Linked DNA regions of Mus musculus: region 1 is linked to region 2. Evidence: chromatin loops called from intact Hi-C (ENCODE). Cell type or tissue: left cerebral cortex. All regions are shown on one strand. Links, peaks and the distances in the headings refer to the core of each region. The heading gives the core; the rest is flanking DNA. Region 1 has its middle 12 kb from the start of Gm38657. Region 2 has its middle 9.6 kb from the start of Arx.

What was found. Hi-C counts contacts between places; a loop is a spot of excess contacts. Peaks named below come from ENCODE experiments on the same cell type or tissue, not always from the same donor. Only the 100,000 strongest peaks of a DNase experiment are listed, where the experiment ranks them.
Region 1: a loop joins it to region 2, with 5 times the contacts of the local background. A loop is called at or near these places in 12 of 42 quality-filtered maps.

The regions. Positions count from the first base shown.
Region 1 is chrX:93,063,843-93,075,669 of GRCm38, forward strand. No RefSeq gene overlaps it. Among named protein-coding and RNA genes, the nearest start is that of Gm38657, 12 kb to the left of the region's middle. In left cerebral cortex, for the core only: a CTCF peak has its summit at 6,089 (motif pointing right); DNase peaks (open chromatin) are centred at 5,320 and 6,081; H3K4me3 peaks cover 687 bases; H3K27ac peaks cover 245 bases.
Region 2 is chrX:93,270,989-93,282,815 of GRCm38, forward strand. No RefSeq gene overlaps it. Among named protein-coding and RNA genes, the nearest start is that of Arx, 9.6 kb to the right of the region's middle. In left cerebral cortex, for the core only: no CTCF peak of the experiment used is centred there; no DNase peak of the experiment used is centred there.

The DNA of each region.
Region 1 (11,827 bases), core at 3,415-8,414, 210 kb before region 2:
GTGCATGTTCTGACTCCTATTCTTAGAGAAACGGTCTCTGTTGGATTCTCTCTGCCATTCACTTTTCTATTTATTGTTGGACTTTGCTATTATGATAATTCCAGATACATCAAAATAATATCATCATGGGCCAGTTGCTTTGTTCAAAAACAAGCCACCTTGTCAATTTGTTTCTTTTTATATTCAATAAAAGAGCTTACAGCTGGATTAATGTTTTAATTGAGCACCATTTGTATTTGTATCTCCTTGTAAAAAGTCAGTAGTCATCCAAATGCTGAACTCATTACTGTTCTCCAGCTGCTGTAAATAAATCCTCTGTCAAATGCTTAAAAGTAGACATATTCCTTCAGGCTGACACACAGACACTGTGTGTACATAGAAAAGGTCAACATTCCTGTCCATTTGAGAGTTACCTGGTTAGTCTGATAAATGTATATAGGCAAGATACAACATTTTGGCTTCAACTTAGATACCCAGTGACAATGACCATGAATTCCCACTTGGAGATATGACATATTAACCCATACTCTTGCAAACTCTAATTCCCATGAAACTCTATAGAAAGAAGGAAAGAACCTTCTTTAAATTCTAGGTCAGTGGGCAGAAGTGTTGGTTTACTTGGTTGAAATGGCATCCCACAAATTTTTCTATTTCCCTATTCCACAGCCCCTCCAAGACACACACACACACACACACACACACACACAAAGCCAGTTTCAGAAAGTTGATTATATTTTCCCAGAGACCTGCTAGCAAAATAGGACTACAAAAGGATGAGACTAAATGTGAGCCAAGAATGTGGTCACTTCAACAAGCCCGTTTTACTGTGTTTCCCTGTCATCCACCCACGGTTATCACTACCTCAACTTCAAGGGACCCTCCTACGTGGACCAGCTAAGGCAGTATATAAACCCACTGTGATGAAAAGGAGATTGGTTTTTTTAAAAATAGCCCTTTTGGTTTTATAGCTAAGTTACAATTATGCTGTGCAACTTATTTATATGAACAGCTCAGCTACATTCCTTTATTAGGCTAAAATTCATTCAGAGAGTCAACCAATATTTACCCAATGCCAGCTAAGTGGCAGTCACTCCATATTTTCAAAAGATTGAATGAAACCCACACTATAATTTACATTTACCCAAGTTAACATGTTTCTTTTCACATAATTCACCGTGAAGTCTTCCTATATCCATAACCTATGTTCAGAATCCACAGGCCACAGCCAGGTCTCATCAATCCTATGCCCCAAATTCCTTCCCTCTATCCCTCTGCCTCCGATATACACTCCCTCCCACCACTTAAATCCAGGCCGTGGACTTACCACAACCTCCTAGCAGATCTTCATGACTTCATCTTTGTCTTCAACCCCAAATGACCAACAGAAAAAACAAACATGGTTGTGCTGTTCCCCAGTTAAAATCCCTGACGTTCTGTAAGTCTACAAATCCCCAGTCCCAGATACCCTGTAGTCACTAGTATTGAGCTCTTCCCTGAATGAACTCAAAGAGCTTTGGAACTCAAATGATCCATGTAACATTAATATAGACAGAAAGACTTGTTACATGTTAGCATCTTTTTACCACAAACCTCTCATCTCCCTTAGATACTCTAGAGCTTAGATGCTGGAGACAGCTGGCAGAGAATTATGGTAGGTTAAATTTCCATAAGCTACAGAACTAAGCTTGGGCAAATGATAAAAGAATTGACTAAATTCTCAAGCTCTGCTTCATTTGGGCTAAAAAATCAAGGATCAGGAATTGACTCATGAAGTACACACATGCTGAGAGGAGCTTCTGTTTCCTATATACATCTAGGAAAACCCAACAAACAACTATAATCAAGATCACACACTAGCATTTAGACAGTTCTATCCTAAACCAGGCAGTGATATATACCTTTAATACCAAAACTCTGGAGGTAGAGGCAGATAGATCTCTGAGTTGGAGGCCAGCCTGGTCTCCAAAGTGGGTTCTAGGACAGCCATAATTACATAGGTAGACCCTGTCTCAAAAAACAAAGGTGGTGGAACATAGAACCAGATCTAACATCTTGATGTTGAAGACTATGTACATACCCAGAGGAAACCCCAGCAAAATCAACACCTTTATAATGCTACCTCTTTGCACTTTTTGCCTGGAAACTATGTACAGGTCATCATGAAAGGACCTAAGTAGTGTTTTTATATAGTAACATGCACAGGAATAAAGAAAACAAACAATTACCTATCATCTCTTTACTAATATATGAGATACATGGCTACATTTTAAACTTCTTATTGAAATATAGTGATCACACGGAATAGTTTACCACAAAAAAGCACCACTAACATTTTGGTGAATATACATATGGTCTCTTGTAAATATAGCTATGCATTTTTACCAAAACAAGGTCATACATAAATATTTCTTATTTCCCATATTTTCATTTTTAGTAATAATGTGTTATAAACAATGAGAGTCTTTTCAAACCATTAAATATTCTTCTACACTATCATTTTAAGAATGGCTTAATACTTCATTATTCAATTCAGAAGTACTACATTTAGACATTGATATTGTCTTCATGCTTCATTATTATCAGTAACACTATAAGGAACACCTTTTAAGACATTCTTATGCTTCTATATTTTTAAGACCCTCAAGTTTTATAAAACTCCTAGAAAATAGAATATATTAATGATATCCTAGACATAATTTTCCCTGAGACTAACATTAAACTTTACAATCAATAGTGCTAGGAGAAATTTTTAGATTCACTAATTAGAACTTAAGTTTCTCAGAATGGAAGTGATTCTGATTCTACATGGTCAGCATAAGCAATTCAAACATCACAACTACTAGAAGATGATTAACCAAGGTGTTTAACCTGAGAACCCAGGTCTTCAAATTCAAAGGAACATGTGAGATAGACTGCTATAGAAAGAGTTTGTAGTAAGAGAATAAATTCAGTTCAATATTTCAACCGTGTCAAGTTTATAAAAGAAGAGTTTAGGGGACTCCAGAGATGGCTCAGCTGTACAAGTGGAAGGCCCGGAGTTTAGATTCCCAGCATTCAAACAGAGGCCTGTCCTGACTGTAATCCCAGTATATAGCAAGCTGGCTAGCTAGACTAGCCTCAGTCAGCAAGCTCTGGGTTTAAGTAAGAAACTTTATCTCAGTGTATAAAGTAGAGAATAATGTAAGGCAGACACCCAATATCAACCCCTGAACTCTGCATGCACTTCCCCCCAACACATGCAAATATGTATATGCACTCACATAATATATATCACATGCATGAACACACATAAAGAGAGAGTAGGCGTTAGAAAATATAAGAATAGGCAAAAAGATACATTTTTTACCTTCTAAAGAAGGCTAAGCTCCTAATCTCACACTTGTGATCTCTAAGGGGACAGGTGATAGGGAGATTTGACTCCTCTCCTCACCCAGGTGACATGGCCTCACAGGCACCACTTGAAGAGCTTAATGTGTGCTCAGTGGCAGATGGTACACACTGAACTGGAGTTGACACACTTTAGAAAGTCAATGTAGCTGGACACATCAGATTAAAAGGCTGTGTCTAGGAAGTAAATACACTCCCCTCCAGTGACAGTTCAAATGTGTGTAAATCCCAGCGACCATATGTCGACACTGCCCGCAAGGGCAGCCTGCCGCCTGCAGAGCCTTCCAGGACTGAGAGACTGTGTGTGTCACCCAGACAGAGAAGGAAAAGGGATAGAGATGCTGCTCAAACCAAAGAATGGGGCACAGAATCCACAAAAGCGCTCTGTGATCATCATGTTTAGCGTTTGACCAGTAGTAACAAAATCATCCTAAAACAGACCCTCTTTCCCTTTCTCTCTTTCTATGTTTCAAATCCAAGGGGATCAGAATCCTAAGCAAAGGGCTGGCAAAGAACTATAAGTAGGGGAAAGAAATTTAACTCTAACTCAGGTTTGAAATATCTATGACCTAACAATATTATCAATTGGTTTGTGAATTACAGTCACCTTAAAACTTGTTTGGTTTTGGTTTTTTCCCCCTATGGGAAGCCAAGAATTTGAGGGACTTAACTGAAGTTTTTTGCATACTTGAAAAAGATGTTTTCCAGTTAAAAATTCAAAGAAACAATGGGAGGCAAAAAAAAAAAAAAACAAAACCAGTGATGCCTTCTGATTTCATCCCAAGATTCTAGTCTATTCAATGGTCTATTCGATGTACACATTTGTGGAAATTACATGGGTCAAGAATTGGGCTAAATTTTTTATACATAAGTATATTTTTACAACCCTATAATACATTCTGTCATCATACTCATTTTATAATTAAAGTAACTAAAATCCAGAGACATAAGTAACTTAACTAAGATCACCACACTTCTATTAATGTCAAATTCAGAACTGTTTGACTCCACAACTCATGCTTTTGACTGTTGCCATAGTAACTTATTGGTAAACACTTTGGTATAAAAGGAACAATTCTTAGATTATGAGGTTTAGATTACCATACAATCACTAACCTGAATATATTGCACATATCTGAGGGGGGGGGATTCCAAAATACAGTCTTTAAAATCAAAATGGCAAGAAAAACACTTAAGTTTTTATTACTCAGGGCTCACAGCAGCTAAAAGGTTTCAGCAATATTATATGGCATACAAATTGCAGATTTAACTTGGTTGAGGAGCGTCCCCATGCAATCACCATAATATTTTATTGTAGAATAACAGCACAGGTCCTGATCCCTAGCCCTTGGTAAACATGAGTAGCTGGAATCCATTGTTGCAAAAGCTTAACATCCCCCACGCATGGCATGGCCTCGACCTGAAAGCGAGTTTTCTATAGCCTAACATCAATAGAAACTTCTCTGCTGTAGATTAGACTTTTATGAATTGGGATTAACAGAATGAGCATACAGTGACCATCCTTATTAGGGAATGCTTTAATCAACTAAAGCTGACTGAAGGAGAAAAAGAGTTCTCAAAACAGACCAGCTGTATGACTCTGCTAATTGTGACTTAATCCCAATTTATAAAAGCACCTGTGTTACTTGTCATTCGTCTTGTTCCTGCCAACTATACCAGACAATAAGGACCTCTGTGCCGTGAGGCAGCAGGAGAAGGTAAAACTTTGTATGTCAGTATCTACAGGGATTAGAATGATATAGTTTCATTTTCACTCTGGTCATTTTGAATATTCCTTTCCGGAAATGGAATTCTACAGCACCATCTACCACCTCCGCTCCTCACAGCTCGCTTAACTCAGCCCAGCACACAGGGCTACATTTTGTTCCTCTGCCTTGCCTGAAATGGATGCTTCTTTCTTCATTGTTTGGAAGAAAGAAATTGGAAGTGCCTTCTACCGAGAGGCTCTTAACAGATTGTGGGACTTCTGGTTTCTTTTCTGAGACACATGAAAATGTAAATCATCTTTCCTTCTACAGGCAAGGCAGCGTGACCCTGGAGCATACAATCAACTGCCCTCCCCTTCACGGGCCTCACCAGCCCACTCTCCCTCCTCTTTCACTGTGATTCGTTCTCTCTCTCTCTCTCTCTCTCTCTCTCTCTTCTCTCTCTCTCTCTCTCTCTCTCTCTCTCTCTCTCTCTCTCTCTCTCTCTCTCTCTCTCTCTCTCTCTCTCTCTCCACCACCCCCAGAGCCCTGGAGCTTGAAGGCAACAGCCAAACTCTTTTATATTTTGAAAGTAAGAATTGAAAGCTTGTCTGAGTTCAAAGAATCACTTGGTACTAAAAGGATATTTTTATGCATTCCACAGTGGAACAAATATTAAAAGATATACCAAAAAGAAAAAAAAAAGAAAAAGAAAAAGGAACCTGGACTCAGCCAAAGGAGCAGAATCTGAACATTCATGTTGTGTCTCCAGGAACTGCCAAATTCTTTGCCTTTCTCTCAGGACCGCTCTGTGGAGCTTTGAGTGACAGGCAGTATGGCACAAGCCACGATTTAAATTCTGCTTGCCTCATTCTTTGCATAGACAGCAACGGGCTGATAGAATGCAACTAAAAACATAATTCAGATGGGAAAATACAACATGATTTTCACAGAAAGAGAGGAAGAGCACAGAGACATGGCTTAATATAGCCAGCAGAGGGCGCGGCTTACACATGTAAGTATAAACAAACCGTCCCTCGAAGCTGTAAGGAGCTCCTGCGGTTTTTGTTACAGATTTTGCGTTTTTCGAGTAAACCACGTCCAAGCTCCCTTTAACAAAACTCTAGTATTGTCACATAGTTCTCGCCTCATGATTAAATAAGACTATGTCTACAGCCCCTTCGGTCACTCAAACTGCCACTCTTCTGCCCCCTGCTCTGGCATGGGAAAAAAAGTGGAGATACACTCCCTCAAAGGACAGCTTCCCAGAAAGAGTGACCTGTATTCCCAAGCAGCCTTCATTTGTTTAAGAGACTTGCACCTAGAATTTCTTGATCAAAGCTAATGTGCTGTAAATTTCTTCATTTAACAGACTTAGTCTGTTCAACTCTTGACACTGGGAATTGGGATTTCCCAGAACTATTAGCACTGCACAGTAGGCATTCCATGCCAGCCAAGAACCGGGGATTAACAGGTATTTGTCTCAGCTAATTTCACTCTCTATACCGGCTCTATAGAGACTAGAGCTTCTTGGCGGAGTGTGTGCCACCCTGCTAATTGGCTACGAATGTAACTACTCCCGAATGCCAATGGAGCTGGGCCTGAAGAGGCTAGAGGCAAAAGATCCTTATGATAGACATACATTTGAGGCTGGTTGATGGCACAGTAAATGTAGATGGTTCCTTTGCCAACCTCTACCTCTTGCTGACTATCAAATGCCCATCCCGATAGATCATGGGGTGATGTTTTTGTTTTTTTTTTTAATGCACATTCATATACATACAATCAGTGACAGTTGAATCCTCAAAATCCTGTACTAACAAGGAATTTTCATATGCAAAATCTTGTAGAAACAAATATTTACATAGTGTCTATTCAGAATGCATATACTGAATCGTAAGGCTTATAGGTAGCTTCCATAGAGCACCCAATTTCCTGAGTCAAAGAAAAGCATTATACATATCAGGATAGGAACAGAACACAAGAATTATTTCTGAAATAAAGATTGTATACAAAAGGAAAGTTGTTACTGCTTTCTCACATGTCCTATTCTTCTCCTTGCTAATAATTAATCTCCTAATAACATGTACTACTTCTAAAGCTTGTGAAACAGGAATTGAAGAGTCAAATATTAAATGATACTATGTATATGCATTATCTGTTGTTAGATAATACATTCTGCTGAGTGTAGCAGCTGAAAACAACAGTTATTACCTTCCGGTTTCTATAATCAACCAGGTTCAATCCAGGAGCAGCTAAGCTGGTGGCAGTGTTTCAGTCGCTTGTAAGGCTGCAATCAAAGGGTTGGCCAGAGGTTTCAAGGCCCCAATGACTGGCAAATGTACTTCAAAGATTATTCACATAGCCGATGGTTAAGCCACAAAAGATCTGTTTCTAAGCTCACTAGCTGGAGCTTCTCTGCATGGTTACCTCATATGCTGTGGATTGAATCTTTGTGTCCACACCTCCTATGTTAAGTCCCTAACCCCCAGTATGACTGTATTTGGTGTGAAGGCTTCTAAGTGGGGTTACATGGTGGAACCCAGATAAGAAAACATACTGATTCTCAACCTCTCTGTCTCTCTCTGTCTCTTTCTCTCTCCTTCTCTCTCTCTCCCCCCTTTACCTCTCCTTCCCCTTCTCTTCTCTCTCTCCCTTCCTATCTGCTCCCTTCCTTCTTCCCCCTTAGAGAACATACCAAAAATGGTCCTATGAGCACATACAGGATGGCAGTCACCCACAACCACCAGAAAACAAACTGGCTGTTTCCTTGACCTGGAATTTCCAGTCTCCAAAATTATGAGAAAATGGATTTCTGTGGATTAACCTGCCTCGTCTGTAGTATTTTCTTAAAGCAACCTAAGCTGCTGAATATACCTCAAGATGAACAGCACATGAGGGTGTGCCTGAGACAGAAAGCCATAATCTTTCTATAGCTTAGCACTGGACATTAGGATCTCATTGCTTCTGCCCTGTTCTGTAACCAAGTGAACAAGCCTAGACTATATTTCAAGGGTAGGAGATTATCCAATGCCATGGATAGCATAAAGTAGAAATCATTTCTCAGTGTGTTTGCTTTATCATGATGACCAGTAGTGGCTTTGTTGTCACTTAGCCTAGGGGGTACATAGAGATATACTAAAACTCATTCCACTTATATTCTTACATCAGCAATACCTAGAAATTTCCTCGAGATGAGCATTGAGGATATAAAGAAAGCAAATAGCACAATGTTCTTTTTAAATGTCAGTTTGATGATGATCCCCAAATTTCCTCCATTATATGCATTAAGATGACATCAAGTCACATAAAATATATTTAGTAATTCTATTGTGTCAAAGTAAGTGTCCAGTGTGCCCTACACAATACATTTGACAGCCTTCTTCCATTTTGTTATTCTACTTTGGCATTTAATGTAGTTCTATCATAATAGAATACTGAAATACTATTTAGTTAAAGAATTGTCATTTGGGGTAATAGGAATACCTCAATAGCAGCAAAGAGGTCAAAATAACTCTTCAAATAAACAATAGCTAAAATTAAATTCTGGCCATAACCAAAATACAAACCTAAAGAATGAAAGAAAAGTCCCCCAAACAGAAGCTGAAGTTGACCATCAACGTTTGCAGAACTGGAAACAGGAGACAAATTCCACTGACATACAGTCCTTTGGCCTCCCAGTCCCATTAACATAAAAATCATTAGCACTATGCAAATCACTAACACAATCAAGATTCCCAGAGCAATTTCAATTTCCACATCTGCAAAGAGATCTAGTCTAGTTAGTTGTACAGCTAGAGCTTCCGGAAATTTTGATTAATTACAAGAAAACATGATAGTCACCAGAAAAAAAGAAAAAAAAAAAAAAACCTTGTAGTTAATCCAAGTTCTGTTAGTCAAGGTTACAGCTTCATGCAGGGAGAATTCCATTCTACAACTGCTGATACACCTCTCACTACAGCCACTAATCTCATAAACTTAGGACACTGGGTAAGACAGGCACAGCAAAGAGGTTGACTGCTTCTAGTATTCTTACTGAAAACTAAAATCACAGAGCACAAGTAGTCCAGCTGCAGCAAATTAGGGAGGGGACAGTTAGATCCTTCTGTGCTGTCAAATACTGGTTTACCATCTCAACCATGGTGAGTCAAATGGCAAAATCACATTGAAGAAAGAAAAAAAATCATCTTCTTTGAATTTGCTCCCATCAACCAATATCTCTATGTGACACTCAAATTCTGCAATGGGGTGAAACAAAGTGGTATGTTCCATTTTGTAAAACACTATTAAAGTTTTTTTAATCTTTGAATTAGTGTTCCTTTAATTTTAAAATAATAAAAGATTTCTAGGAAGTTGCCAAGAGGTTCAAAGACAGGCACATTCAATTTTTCTAAATGGTTACTTCCTACATAACTATAATAATATGAAAGGGAGAAAAAAATGGCTGAACACACATCTATAGCAGTTTTTCTCAACCTGTAGTTGCGACCCCTTTGGGAGTCCAATGACCCTTTCACAGGAGTTGCCTATGACTATTGGAAAGCACAGATATTTACATTATGATTCATAACAGTAGCAAAATTACAGTTGTGAAGTAGAAACAGAAATAATTTTATGGTTGGGGCCACCACAACATGATGAACTGTATTCAAGGGTAATAGCATTAGGAAGGTTGAGAACCACTGCTCTAGAGCTTTGTGCAATGGTATTACATCTATCAATTCATGTAAACATACTGAAATCAAGACTCAAATCTGTTCATCACTAGAATGATCTCCACAGTGTTCCCTTTTAGAATCCTATCCATTCACTACTCCCAACCCTTGGCATCACTACTTTTTTCTCCATTAACTTCAGTGTGTCACCTTATTTTTAATTAAAATATAATTATATCACAGAAACTATCCCCCACCTCTCTTTCCCCCCCCTCCAATTCTTTTCAAGCTCCCCCCAGTCCCTCTCAAATTCAAGGCCTTTTTTTTCATTGCTATTATTCAGTGTCATTTTAAGAATGTTGTATAAGAGTGCTGGTTGAGAGTATTTCCTACTCTTTCAAAGGACACAGGCTCAGTCCCCAGCATCTATAACTTTCCCACCTGTAACTTCACCTCCAGAACTCCAATATTTTCCTCTTTCTCCACATCTCCACAGGTATAGACACCTCTCTCTCTCTCTCTCTCTCTCTCTCTCTCTCTCTCTCTCTCTCACACACACACACACACACACACACACACATACACACACACACACAGACACACACACACATTGTGTGTGTCTGTGTGTGTGCATAATAATAATAAAATCTCTAACAAGGTTATATATATGGAATCATACAACACATGACTTTTACTTACAATAATACTCTATGAAGCTATAGAATGAAGAAATTTTTGGCAGTTCTCTAGGTGCTACATGCTCTAAATACTACATTCATAACTTATTAGTTGATTACATTTGAAATTTTATCAGTTGAAACAAAATATAGAAACTTTACCCCCTTTAAGTCCCTTTATTATGCCTTATTCATGATATAATTACCTGAAATGTTTCCTTTAATACATTAAGAATCACATAAAAGATTTTACATACTTTTGTTCTTTAACTGTCAAGTAAAATTAAGAGAACTCAACAGGAGAAAGAAAATCTTTATACATTTTGGGGACCCAGGAATCACCATACAAACCACACAAACACCAATCTCCATCAGATCAGGATAGTTTATTGAGCATACATCCCAGGACTGATCAACCAGAGTAATGGTCTAGATTTGGGAACTGAACCAAGTCAATTTCTTTAAATATGAGCTTTCATGTTTGGAAGTTCCTTAAGAATCGGTTTTGGAGGATTCCCCCAACCTCCTATTTCCTGAGGTTGTCTGTCTCCATTCTTTTCTGCTGGCCCTCAGGGCTCCAGTCCTTTTCCCTTACCCAATACCAGATCAGGTTCCTCTCTCCTCTCTCCTCTCCCCCCTCAACCCTGTTCACTTTCCCTCCCAGGTCCCTCCCTCCCTCCCTACTTGTGATTGCTTTCTTCTCCCTCCCAAGTGGGACTGAGGCGTTCTCACTTGGGCACTTCAGCTTGTTGAACTTTTTGAGTTCTGTAGACTGTATCTTGGGTATTCTGTACTTTTTTTGGCAAATATCCACTTATTAGTGAGTACATACCATGCATGTCCTTTTGGGTCTGAGTTACCTCACTCATGATGATATTTTCTAGTTCCATCCATTTGCCTGCAAAACTCAGGATGTCTTTTTTTTTGAGTGAGAAATATTTTATTTATTTATTTATCTTATTATTTTATTTATTCACATTTCAAATGTTGTCCCCATTTGTGTTTCTCTTTCCATGAAAACCCCACCCCATTGTCTCTACCTTTTGTGTCTAAGGGGGTGCTTCCACCAACCCACCCACTGCCACCTCACCCCGGAAGCATCCCTTTTCTCTGAGTCATCAAACCTTCACAAGACCAAGAGCATCCACTGCCACTGAGGCCAGACAAGGCAGTCTGCTGCTGTGTATGTAGCAGGAGCCACAGAGCAGCCCATGTATGCTCTTTTGTGGGTAGTTTGGTCCCTGGGAGCTCTGAGAGTTCCTGTTAGTTGCTACTGATTTTATTCCTATAAGGATGCAATCCTCTTCAGCTCCTTCAATCCTTCCCTTAGCTCTTCCATAGGAGTTCCTGGGATCAGTGCAATAGTTATCTGTAAGTGTCTGCATCTGTCTCAGTAAGATGA
Region 2 (11,827 bases), core at 4,239-9,238:
ATAGACTAGAAAATAAAACTAGCTTAAGTCAGAAAAGATGCACATTTCCCTTCCCTGTTAAATATGTGTAGGAACTGGCAGTTTAGGACTGGAGTTTAATAGCTCTGTGAGGCTACCAGGAACTCTAAGACCCTCTGGTTCTATCACATCAAGGATCTGTTTCTTGGTTTCATGGTTCAATATGGATGCTAGAGCTCTATTTTATCTGATCCAGACATCAAATCTGTGAAACCAAGACAAGAGGACCTGCCCTTCTCTTTTAAGGTGATCACCTAAGAACATCATACACAAATGTGTCCTTATGCGGAGTTTAGTCAAGGTGACCACTCTTCAGAAAGGGAAGAGGAGAGATGTGGTCTGTCAGATGTGCTACTGTGTGCTCATGTAAGAGTTGAATTGCTCAAGGACATAGGGAAATTTTTTGACTAGGTCTGTCTTTACAAAACATCCTAAAATTACAACAATCAAAAATCAGCCAGTAAGCAATAACAATCATCGTCTCTCCTCCAGATCTACAGGTTGTGTGCATTCAGCTGGGTAGTTTCTTCTGCGGGTCTCACTAAGGATCTCATTCGGTTGTAATGAACTAAGAGGCTAGGATTCTGGAACCTGTCTCTTCATTTTTCTCACAAACTCTCATCTCCCCAGTGGAATGCCTAAAATCACAAAACAGATTCTCCCAGGTCATCTCAAAGCCCCTTTGCCAGTCCATCCTAACCAAAGCAGTTACAGGGCTAGAAAGAAACATTCTTTCTTTTTCTAGGAGATTGGTGATTGACACAAAATTTGCAGTTCTCTTTAATAAGGCACCAGAAGAACAGGCATTTGGAAGTAATTAGCAGCCTTTGTCTCACCTCCCTTTAAGAGAAATCCTGTAAAAGTAAGAGTGTCATCATTACACAAAATTCATGATAAAAAAAAACACTTAGACATTAAAGGAAAGCAGAGGGAACGTATGCTAATGTAATAATTCTCACACCAGCTCTCCATACAGCCCGTTTTACTTGCCTTCTGTTTCTCTGATAAAGCATTCACTAAGCCAATTTGGGGAGGGGGACTTATTTCATCTTACATTACCGATAATAGTTCTTCACTGAGGGAGGTCAGGGCAAGATCTTAAGGCAGGAACCTGGAGGCAGGAACTGAAACAGAGACCAAGGAGGAGCGATGCTTACTGGCTTGCTTTCTCTCATTTATTCAGCTACTTTTCTTACCCAGCCCAAATCCACATGCATAGGGATGACACCCACAGTGGGCCAGGCTCTCCTGTATCATTTAGCAATTAAGAAAGTGCCCCACAGACAGAACCATAAGCCAATCAGATGGTTGCTCAACTGAGGTTCACTCATCAGCGACTCTAGTTTGTGTCAAATAGACAAAAAATTAACCGGCACAAAGCCCTAGTAACTATGGGTGCACTAGTTCAGACAACATTGAAAAACAATGAAAATCAGACACTCAGAGATAAAGAAATATGACAGGCCAAAAAAAAAAAAAAAGTTTGCTGGGTGTGGTGGCGCACACCTTTAATCCCAGCACTCGGGAGGCAGAGGCAGGCAGATTTCTGAGTTCGAGGCCAGCCTGGTCTACAAAGTGAGTTCCAGGACAGCCGGGACTATACAGAGAAACCCTATCTCGAAAAACAAACAAACAAACAAAAAAAAAAGTCAAAGTGCTCACCCTAACAATTTGAGTAATACATATAAAAATGATAGTAACTTATTAAATTCTCTCATGACTGAAAATACTCACTGCTGGTAGCTGGAGAGATGCCTCCAGTTAAGGTTGGGAGATGGGGCCACCCACCCAACTCCAAAGTCTTAACCCAGAATTGCTCCTGTCTAAAGGAAATAGGGGACAAAAAGTGAAGCAGAGACTGAAGGGAAGGTCATCCAGAGACTGCCCCACCTAGGGATCCATCCCATCTTCAGACACCAAACCCAAACACTACTGTGGATGCCAAGAAGTGCTTGCTGACAGGAGCCTAATATGGCTGTCTCCTGAGTGGCTCTGCCAAAGCCTGACAAATACCAATGCAGATGCTTGCAGTCAACCATCAGACTGAGCACAGAGTCCCAGATGGAGGAGTTAGAGAAAGGACTGAAGAAGCTGAAGGGCCTTATCTGGTGTCAGTGGGAGGGGAGGCCCTTGGTCCTGTGAAGGCTTGATGTCCCAGTAAAGAGGAATGCTAGGGCAGTGAGGCAGGAGTGGATGGGGGAGCACCCTCATAGAAGCAGTGGGAGGGCGAATGGGATACAGGGGTTCCAGAGGGGTAACTGGGAAAGAGGATAACATTTGAAATGTAAATAAATAAAATATTCAATAAAAAAGGGTGTCTCTTGCTTTTTGAGACGAAAAAAGTTCAGTTTCCTGTACCCATTTCAGATGGTTCACAACTGCCCTTGACTACAGATCTAGGGAACACCCTCTTCCGGCTTCTGTAGGCATCAGCACATGTAGTATTCACTCATATAGACATGCACAAACATAAATAACAATAAAAAGTCTTTAAAATAAAAGACTAATAAAAAGTAAAAGAAACACATGAAGTTGAAAGTGAAAGGGGTGATATGGAAGATTTGGAGGTCAGGACTGGGGGTGGATTTGACCAAAACATCTTATATATGTGTGTGTTTATATAAAATTGTCAAATAAATTATTTTTATCTCTGTATGTATAAATATTCATTAAAATGATTTTATCTCGAAGCTAGAGAAAGTACCTAAGGAGCTGGAGGGGTCTGCAACACTATAGGTGGAACAACAATATGAACTAACCAGTACCCCCAGAGTTTGTGTCTCTAACTGCATATGTAGCAGAAAATGGCCTAGTCGGCCATCACTGGGAAGAGAGGCCCTTGGTCTTGCAAACTTTATATGCCTCAGTACAGGGGTACACTAGGGCCAAGTAGTGGGAATGGTTGGGTAGGGAGGGTATAGGGGACTTTCAGGAAAGCATTTGAAATGTAAGTGAAGTAAATACCTAATAAAAAATTGGAGAAAAAAATAAAGGTAGACAGGTGAAAAAATGTTTTTATCTCATATCTTTAATATTTTAATACCATGTCTTCTATCTTTATAGTATTTTAATAACATGTAAAAATTTATTTTTATAACATTTTCTATTTTTTAATATCATGAGACTTTAATCATGTAGATAATCTCCTTTTTTACTTTTTTATATAAAATTGGCTGGAAAGGAGTTTTCTGATTAATTATCTCTTCAGGCAAAGGCAGGTCAATGAGGGACCATTGTGCCTAGGAGCCTGGGCATTTTGTTGTCTGAGCCTGGGTTCTGAAAACTGCTGTGAGGTTTGACTGTGTCCCCACCACACACCACACATGCAATGTAGACAAAAATAAATGTTTTAAAAGATCTATAAAGTTTAAGATACTAATGGCGTAGAAAAGTAGCAATGAAATTGGAAGAACAAAGAAAACTATCAGCAGGTGGGGAGTGAGAAAGGACCGAGGGTATGTGGGTAACAGACAAAAATCACATGTATGAAAATGTAAAATTAACAAATGTGCATGCAATAGGGCAATTCCAGTCATGAGTCAGCAGTTCACAAAATAGTTACAAGACCATTTCAAAATAATGGGATAATGACAATATAATATTAATACATATAACGCAACACAAGCTAACACTTCTCTTTGGTTTCTTTCTTTTTTTGTGTGCAGGGGGTGTGGATGGGGTGGGGATAGAACCCACTATGAAAACATGTTGTCTATGAGCCTATGTCTATGAGTCTATGCTCATAAGCTAGCTTGTATTTAGCACCTATAATGTGTCAATATGCTGCAGGTACTTTTATCATTCTGATTTTCAGTCGAGAAAACTGAGTCTTCTGAAGTTAAAATGCCCAAGGATACAGAGCCAGGAAAGAGAAAGAATGGCCTCTAGAATGGATTTGGAAGGTGCAGGCTAGAAAAATAAAGATTTCAGGACTAGCCTCAGCTACATAGTAGGTATGTGGCCAGTCCAGGTACATAACACCCTTCTCAAAAAAAAAAATTTTTTTTTAATTTTAAAAGCTGGCTCCAAGCCAGGCCTCATGAATTTCAGATCCCGAGGCATGGCACACTGCAAGTCCAGCACAGGGGTCTTTGATGACTTCATCCAGCATGGTGGGTGTGTAATGCCTCAGGATTACCTCCCCCCCACCCAGTCTCCTTGCCTTCTTCCTAGCAATCTAAGCCATTCGCCATTCCCAGTGAGCAAGAGACATTATATACGTGGGGGGGGGGGGGGGCGGAGTAAATCCACTTGGTGGAATTAAATTAGAGTCAAGCTGGGGCTTTAGTTCAGTAGTAGAGCAAGCCCGGGGTTTGATCCTCTGGGGGGTGGGGAAGAATTAAAGTCAACAAGCTAACAATTTAAATAATGCAATCTTGAGGGAGAAGGACCGGCTGTAATGCTAGAAAGGCTATAGCAGGACTGGCATTGCCACGGACTGCTAATAGAGGGGGAAGTTGGTTCAACAAGTTGGAGACCTTCCTGGCAATTTTTCAAGAGATATATTTTAGCATTTTAGCTCACTCTTTAATCAGTGATCCTCCTCCCAGGAAATTACTTAAAAGGAAACAATGCAAAAGAATAAGTTGGGTGCACCCAACTTTTCTTTGTAATAGAACTGCAATAGCAAAAACAATTAAAACAGCACAAATGTCTGATACTGAGAGACGATTAAACAAGGATTAAAGGTTTGTGTTTGAGAAGCCACAGCTGTTCACCTTTTTCCCCCTCAGAAGCCTTTCTGAGTCCTGAGCCTCACACAGCCCCCAGGTGCTATCGTTAAATAAAACAACAACAATCACTACCACACACTCTTGTTCTGCCGGGCTGCAATGGAGGCAGCCCAATGTTTTCTTCACATTTAAAAAACTGAGAACACACTCCACCTGCCCTCTTTTAGCTCTGCATAAGTCTGTGCTCTTTAGCACATTTGCTGTTTACAGTTGCAACTCCCTCACAGTTGTCTCACCATTTCCAAAATGTTTTCTTTCCTGAAGTTGTACATAAGCTTCTGCCATTCAGGATGCCCGCCAGGACTTTGCAAGACACTGGGGCCTGGATGCCTCCCACATCAGTGTGACAGAGGCCAAATCACAACTCCACTCACTGCAAAGCCTCTCAGAGAGATGACCTATAATTATAAGAAATACATCAAATAATGATTATTTTTATTGATGTCAAGCTGCATCTTTATAATGAGCTGTGTTAGGAGAAAGAGCAAGTCCTCTCTCGGCTAATGCCCAGCTCCAACAACCTGTTTACAAACTAGATACGCAGAATACAATTAGTTCTTACCATTTTGTCCAGAAGGGCCCCCACCACACCACGCTGTTTGGAAACAGTGCAGGCTGCAGGGTACTGCCAGTTTTGAGGATGATATGAGCATCATTATTGAACAATACACCAAATACTCTAGACAGTTAAAACATCCCCTGCCTCATGGCCCCATGTTCCATCTAATTATTTCCTTTGTGCAATGTTTAATTGTCTTTCATTATAAATTGTGTTTGTAATATAGGTGACCTCATTTTCCTGCATATTCTGATAGTCAGTAGCATTCCGTGTGTTCAATGTGGTGTATGTCTTTTTTCTTACATCAGTTTTTTTCTCCTTACTTCTGTAATACAGCTTTTCTTCAGAGGTAGAGGGAAAAAAAATTGGGAATTCAAGGCCAGCCTCAACCACATAGGAAATTTGAGGCCACCCTAGGCTACAAAATCAAACAAAAATTATATTTGATTTTTATACATTTGTAGATTGATCCCAGGGTCTCACACATAGTAACAAGTCACTGAACTACAATCATGAGACTCTAAGCAGTACATGACTGTGATCCCAGCACTTGGGAGGATCACAAGTTCAAAGTCATCCTTGGCTACATAGCAAGGCCAAGGCCATCCTGATCTTGAGCTCCTCAAAGGGAAGGGTTTAGAAAAGATAGGAAGAAACAGACGATGGAAGGGTGGAAGGAAAGCAGGCGGGCAGGCATGGTGGCACATACCTATGTACCTAGTACCTAGTACCTAGAACCTAGTACCTAGAAGGCACTAGTACCTAGTACCTAGAAGGCAGGAGGATTCCTTTGACCTGACTTGGGACCAGATTGCCTGCTTCTCTCACATCCTGACTCCAGTTCTGCCACTTTGGGTAAGTTACTTCTACTGTATCGATGGTGACAGGGTTAGCCCTGAATTCTGGTGACACAAAACTTCTAGTTTAGAAGACCAGGGGTTGGTCGTGTTTTCTGTTTCCCTCATGTGTATGTGAGGGATGGTAGCAGTCGGGGGCACTGACTGCTCTGCATACAGAAGCACCTAGCACACACCCTGGGAAGAGTACGAGTTTCCAGTACAAAGCACTTTGAGGGATGTCTTCATTCCAGGCCCCTCTTTACCATTTCACCAGCTCCCTTCTCCTCTCTTCTATTTAATAACACAAGGACTTAGATAAGTTCATATTTAGTATTAAACTCATCGTTTCTGTGAAATGCTTTGTTTCAGTTACCACTACAGACAATACCAATGATGCCTTCAAAATGTTTTTAAGAAATTTAATATAGCTTTCACTGGAATGTCACAATTTCCAAAGTTATAGTTCAATCTCCCTTTAGAGTGGCTCACTCTAATGCCATTTCTTTTATATAAATAACATCAGAGTGCTTCAATCCAAAAGCTGAAGAATTAAAAAGGCAGAGGAGAAGCAGGTACAGGTTGGTCCATGATAACAGCATTTCTGGGCCAGTTGCCCATCCTATGTTGGATAGAGGCATTTCTGAGAGAGATCATTATTTTCCATTCTATGCAGTGGAAGCCTATATGGACTAATAGGTGCTTAGAAGGTGGGGAGACTATTGTTGAAGAGATCCCTAGGGACAAATGAATTGCACATAAAGCCATAAACACAGCAGGCCTGTCTGGGACCAGACTTCGATAGAAACAGGCCCTCCCTGACAAAAGAGTCTTCCAGCAGCTGGGCTCTCTTCTTTCTCCCCCAGTCCTTCAATATGCAATACCTCAATAGACTACAGAGCTGGAGGAGAAAGACTGAAATGAGGGGAAGAGTGAGCGCTTTCTCAGTCCCCTTGTATTTGGCAGAGGGGGAAAAACCCTTTCTGTATATTTTTTGCTGGGATAGTGAGGTATTTAACCCTTTAAGCCCTTAAATCTGATATCCAACTCTCCGTATGTCCTGCATACCCCCTATTCAAAAAGCCTGGGAGAGAGGGGGGAAAGGAAGGGAGGAGGAGCAAAAGAAGAGCAAAAGGAAAAGGAGAGAAGGAGAGAGAAATCAAGCTTGAATGGCTCTCCAGGACGGAGGCCTGTAAATGATTGCATTTTCTGTTCGTACTAGTTAAAAGATACTGTTGATGGTCTTCTCGTTTCTCAGAAAAGGGAAATTTTACACCTGTTAGATTATAGTCTTGGAGCTATTTATTAGAGAGAACGTATCATGACGGATAATACCAACTCTCTATTATCCATGAAAAGAAATAAGTAAAAATCACTCCTAGGTCTAAATTTGACTTGAACTGTGAGTTTCAATACCCTTTCTTTCCAGCCCTTCTGGAATTCTTGGAGCAAAACACATTGGCTTTAAAATTTCTTTGCAGTCTTCTTCAAACTAGGCAAGTAATAAAAACAAATAATCCCATGGCCAGTAAAGGAGGGACTGAGGAGAGAGAATGAGGACTGAGTAAATAAGAGATGGAGGAGGGGAGATGAACCAGTACCCGGCCCGGCCCGAAAGAATGAAAAGCAATGTCATTTGCCCAAATCAATATTCTGCATCCCCACAGCCACACAGCAGTTCTCCAGCTCAGGAAAGATTTACTGTACTGCTCCTAGGTGCCAGCAATTGTTCTCAAACCTGCAAAGTCTGAAGTGGAGGGAAAGAATTCGATGTTGTTTAGAGGCATGTCAACACCATATTTCAAGCAATTGTGAGAAATAAACCATTACCTATTAAAGAAAGGAAGAAAGAAAGAAAGAAAGAAAGAAAGAAAGAAAGAAAGAAAGAAAGCAAGCAAGCTGTGGTAGTGCTCACCTTTAATCCCAGCAAAGACAGAGAAAGGCAGATCTCTGTGAGTTCCAGGCCAGCCTGGTCTACATATCAAATTCCAGGCCAGCCAGGAATTAGGGATACTATCTTTAAAAAAAAAATCTGAGATATATATATATATATATATATATATATATATATATATATATAACCCTCAAAAGATGGCAGTGAGGGCGCCACCAGAATCTGAGACCTTGCTCTTGGACCCACATAGAACCTGAGCCATTGCAGCCTCAAGCAGCCCAATTGAGCTGGGTGACCCTAGCTCCCTGGCACCCAAGGGTGGGCCTGCGTCTCCTCCTAGAACAAGAAACTGAAGTTGCAGCAGTTACTGCCTTGCTGTGGATGCTGCCTTGACCTCAGCCCTGGGCAGTCCCACCAGTCTTAGATCATGAGTGTCCCTTCTCAGCCACCATCCCTCTCCTAACCTCCCCTTCCTTTAAAAACACTGGGTGTCCTTTCAAAAATGCCCGGTGGGCTGAAAAGCAGGGGGCAGAAGAACCATCTCGGGGAGATGGGGGGGAGCCGAACTGCCCCAGGTTTGCCTGTCAGAGCACTGAATGTAAGGCCTTTCGCTCAGTTATTTTTATTCAGGGCCCTTTCTTTCAGGTTCTTGTCCTCCTCTGTTTTTTTGTTTGTTTTTTTGTTTGTTTGTTTGTTTGTTTTTTCTTTCTGTTCAGCTACTTGTGTTTTCTGATCGGGTAAATGATTTGCAGCAGGAAATTAGGTATCTCAATTCCACAAGCTCTGTGGTATTAATGGTATATGTTCCAGAGCCGGCTCCTTATCTCAGGCTCTCTCTCTCTCTCTCTCTCTCTCTCTCTCTCTCTCTCTCTCTCTGTGTGTGTGTGTGTGTGTGTGTGTGTGTGTGTGTGTGTGTGTGTGTGTATGTGTGTGTGTGTGTGGTTTTTTGGTTTTTTGGTTTTGTTTTTTGGTGCGCCGCGCCGCCCCCCCCCCCCCTTCCCAAATACTTGCAGGTTATTTTGCGATGAACAGAACAGAGCGCTGTGCAGCCCCGGAATCTTCCCTCCCCCTTTTTTACACAATGCAAGTCTTAATTAAACATGGGAACACCCACGCCTCCCTTCCCACAGGACCCCTTCTATCTGCCCCCACCACCGAAATACCAGCCTTGTATGGCTAGGGAAAGCCTCGTGTTGAACTTCCCAATTAGCAAGACACAGCGCAAAATAAAAGACTCTAAAGAGCTGTTATCAGTCCTATTTTTGGATTCTTCCTTTTAGGCCTTACCCAGTAAATGTTTTGTTGGCTTTAGCCTGACTGAAATCTTGCAGGTCTGGAGACATGAGATTACAGGCACTATAGATCTTTAGAAGTAAGATTTGTGTTTTTATGAGTGATGGGTTAGGATTAATACATTTGTAATGTGAAATAAAAGTTATGGATCAATTCGAAGGGGGCATTTTTTTCCCTTTGTAAAAGTTTCATCAGTAGCTTTTTCAGAGGTTCTAAGCGGCTCAGGAAAATACAGTCATTTCGAGGTTTAGCAAATCAAACGGAATTAGACAACAACCTTGCATTTTTCTTTCCTGGTCAGACAAAGAGGGAGTGGTGATTTACCAGTAGTGGAACCTGGGAATGGAGGCTTTCGTAATGCAAATATTTGAGCAAGCATAGGATAGGGTAGGGGGAGGGTGAAATCAGGGTCAGTCCCTCCAGAGGATAGGGTGACCATCAATTCAGAACCCTAGAATCTGAAGTGATGGAATCAGAAACAGAAGACAGAAGATCATTAAGGCAAAATGAAAGAGAGAACGAAAGAAAGAACGAATGAAAGAAAGAAAGAAAGAAAGAAAGAAAGAAAGAGGTGGGGAGAAAGAAAGAAAGAAAGGAAGGAAGGAAGGAAGAAAGGAAGGAAGGAAGAAAAAAAGAAAGAAAGAAAGAGACAAAGAAAGGAGAATTCTAGAGCCAGATGGTGGAAAACCATCATCGAGCTACCAGAGATCTGTTTTACTAAAAAGAAGTCTCAGACAGACTAGGGGTCTTCAGATGACTCTTCTCTAGGTCTAAGGAATCACGAGAATGCACCACCAGGCCCCAAGAAAAGCCCTAAAGGTGGCAGATTCAGGTTTTCGCTTAGTGTTACATCTCTGCAAGCTTGCCTGGGCCCCGCCCCCAATTATTTCCTTCTAGGTCCACAGTTTCCTGAGGTAGGCAAGCAAGATTCCGTCCAGCAATTATCTCCCTTCTCGCATTCACGGGGCGGGGGGACATTAACCACGAGTGCACTGAAGACGAAAGGTACAGATGGGTCTTTTATTGAACACTTGGAAATGTTTGCAAAGCTTTTGTTTTCTTTCTCCCATTCATGCCTGCAGGATCACTTGGATCTGCCAACTTCAGTTCCTAGAGGCTGAACCTGGAAGGCTCGGCCCACTCGGAGCCCCCGCTAGGGGGCGCACTCTGGCTGTGGCTCTAAGCTGAACCCGACAAGGGTGCTGCTTGCTGGTGGGGTGAGGGGTGACGACTGGCGGGACTCAGACAGCTGGGGGTCCCTCAGGCCTCCGGAAAAACGCTTGAGTTGAGTCCTTTGCGGCTCCATCCCAATGCCCTCCTGCCCCCACCCCCACCGTTCAGAGAAAAAACTGTATGCGGACCCCTCCAGCCTGGATGCACACCCGGGGTCCTGAGGTCCGGTTGGTGATGGAGAGAAGAAAGCAGATGGCGGCGATTAAGGGGCTGAGAAGTTTCCCTCTGGGATCTGGGAACCTGGGTGGTGGGAGAGCAGCAGCAGATGGGAACCTCCTGCCAAGGGACTCCGGTGAGGAGCCCAGAACCCAGCCATTTGCTTCTCCACAGTGGGAGGGGAAGCACGCCCTGCACTCTGAGCACAGACTTGAAGCAGCGATCTCCTTGCCCAGCTCTGTATTTAGAGCAAACCTGGAGGAAAAAGACTCAGTAGCCGCCTGCCTGGGTTGAGGGGGCCGTATTGGGGGTGAGGTTGTCAGTTTTCTCTCAAGTTATCACTCCTCCACCCCCTCTCCTGCTGCTGGGTAACACAGGCAACATAGACTGGCAAAGTTTACAAATAGGAGTTATCCTAACAGTAATCACACCCACATGGCCATACCTTGAGGGCTCGGCTGAGATCCAATGCGATCCTTCCAAAACAGAAGGGGGAAAAGACCCTCTCCCTGCTGAGCCCTAATAAGAGAAAAGCACAGCTTAGGCAGAGGACACAGGCAAGGGGGAAGCAAACGCGATGTAGTCTTCCCAGGAAATCCAAGTTACCCGTTTGCACTTCTCCCGGGCGGCTCCTTTGAAAGCACATCAACAAACCCGGTCCACAGACGGATCTCAGCAGCCTGGGGAGAAGTGAGGCAAGGGTAGGAAGTGAAGAGTAAACTGGGGGGCAGAGACGGTGAGGGCAAGTTCTAGGCAAGCGGATTATGTCACATTTCCTTCTATTACCAGACTTCCAGGAGGAGAAACCAGGATTTGTGCATAAAATGTCATAGCTGGAAGAGAATAAGACTGAAAGCAGCGTTTGAGAAGGTTAACCTTTACTGGTTGGAGTTAAGGGGGGTTGGGGAGGCAAATATTTCTGTTTGTGCCCTCCCGCTCTTCCCAGCACCTGCTGTCAATCGCGAGGCTTGTTATCCTCACAAGGCTTCAGTTTGTTTGCTTGATCTCAGCAAGGTTTTCTTCCACAAGTAGAACTATAATTGCTATAATTCTACTGTATCATTTGGATCATTGCAGTATTGTTGTTTTCTCCCCCTCTTTCTCT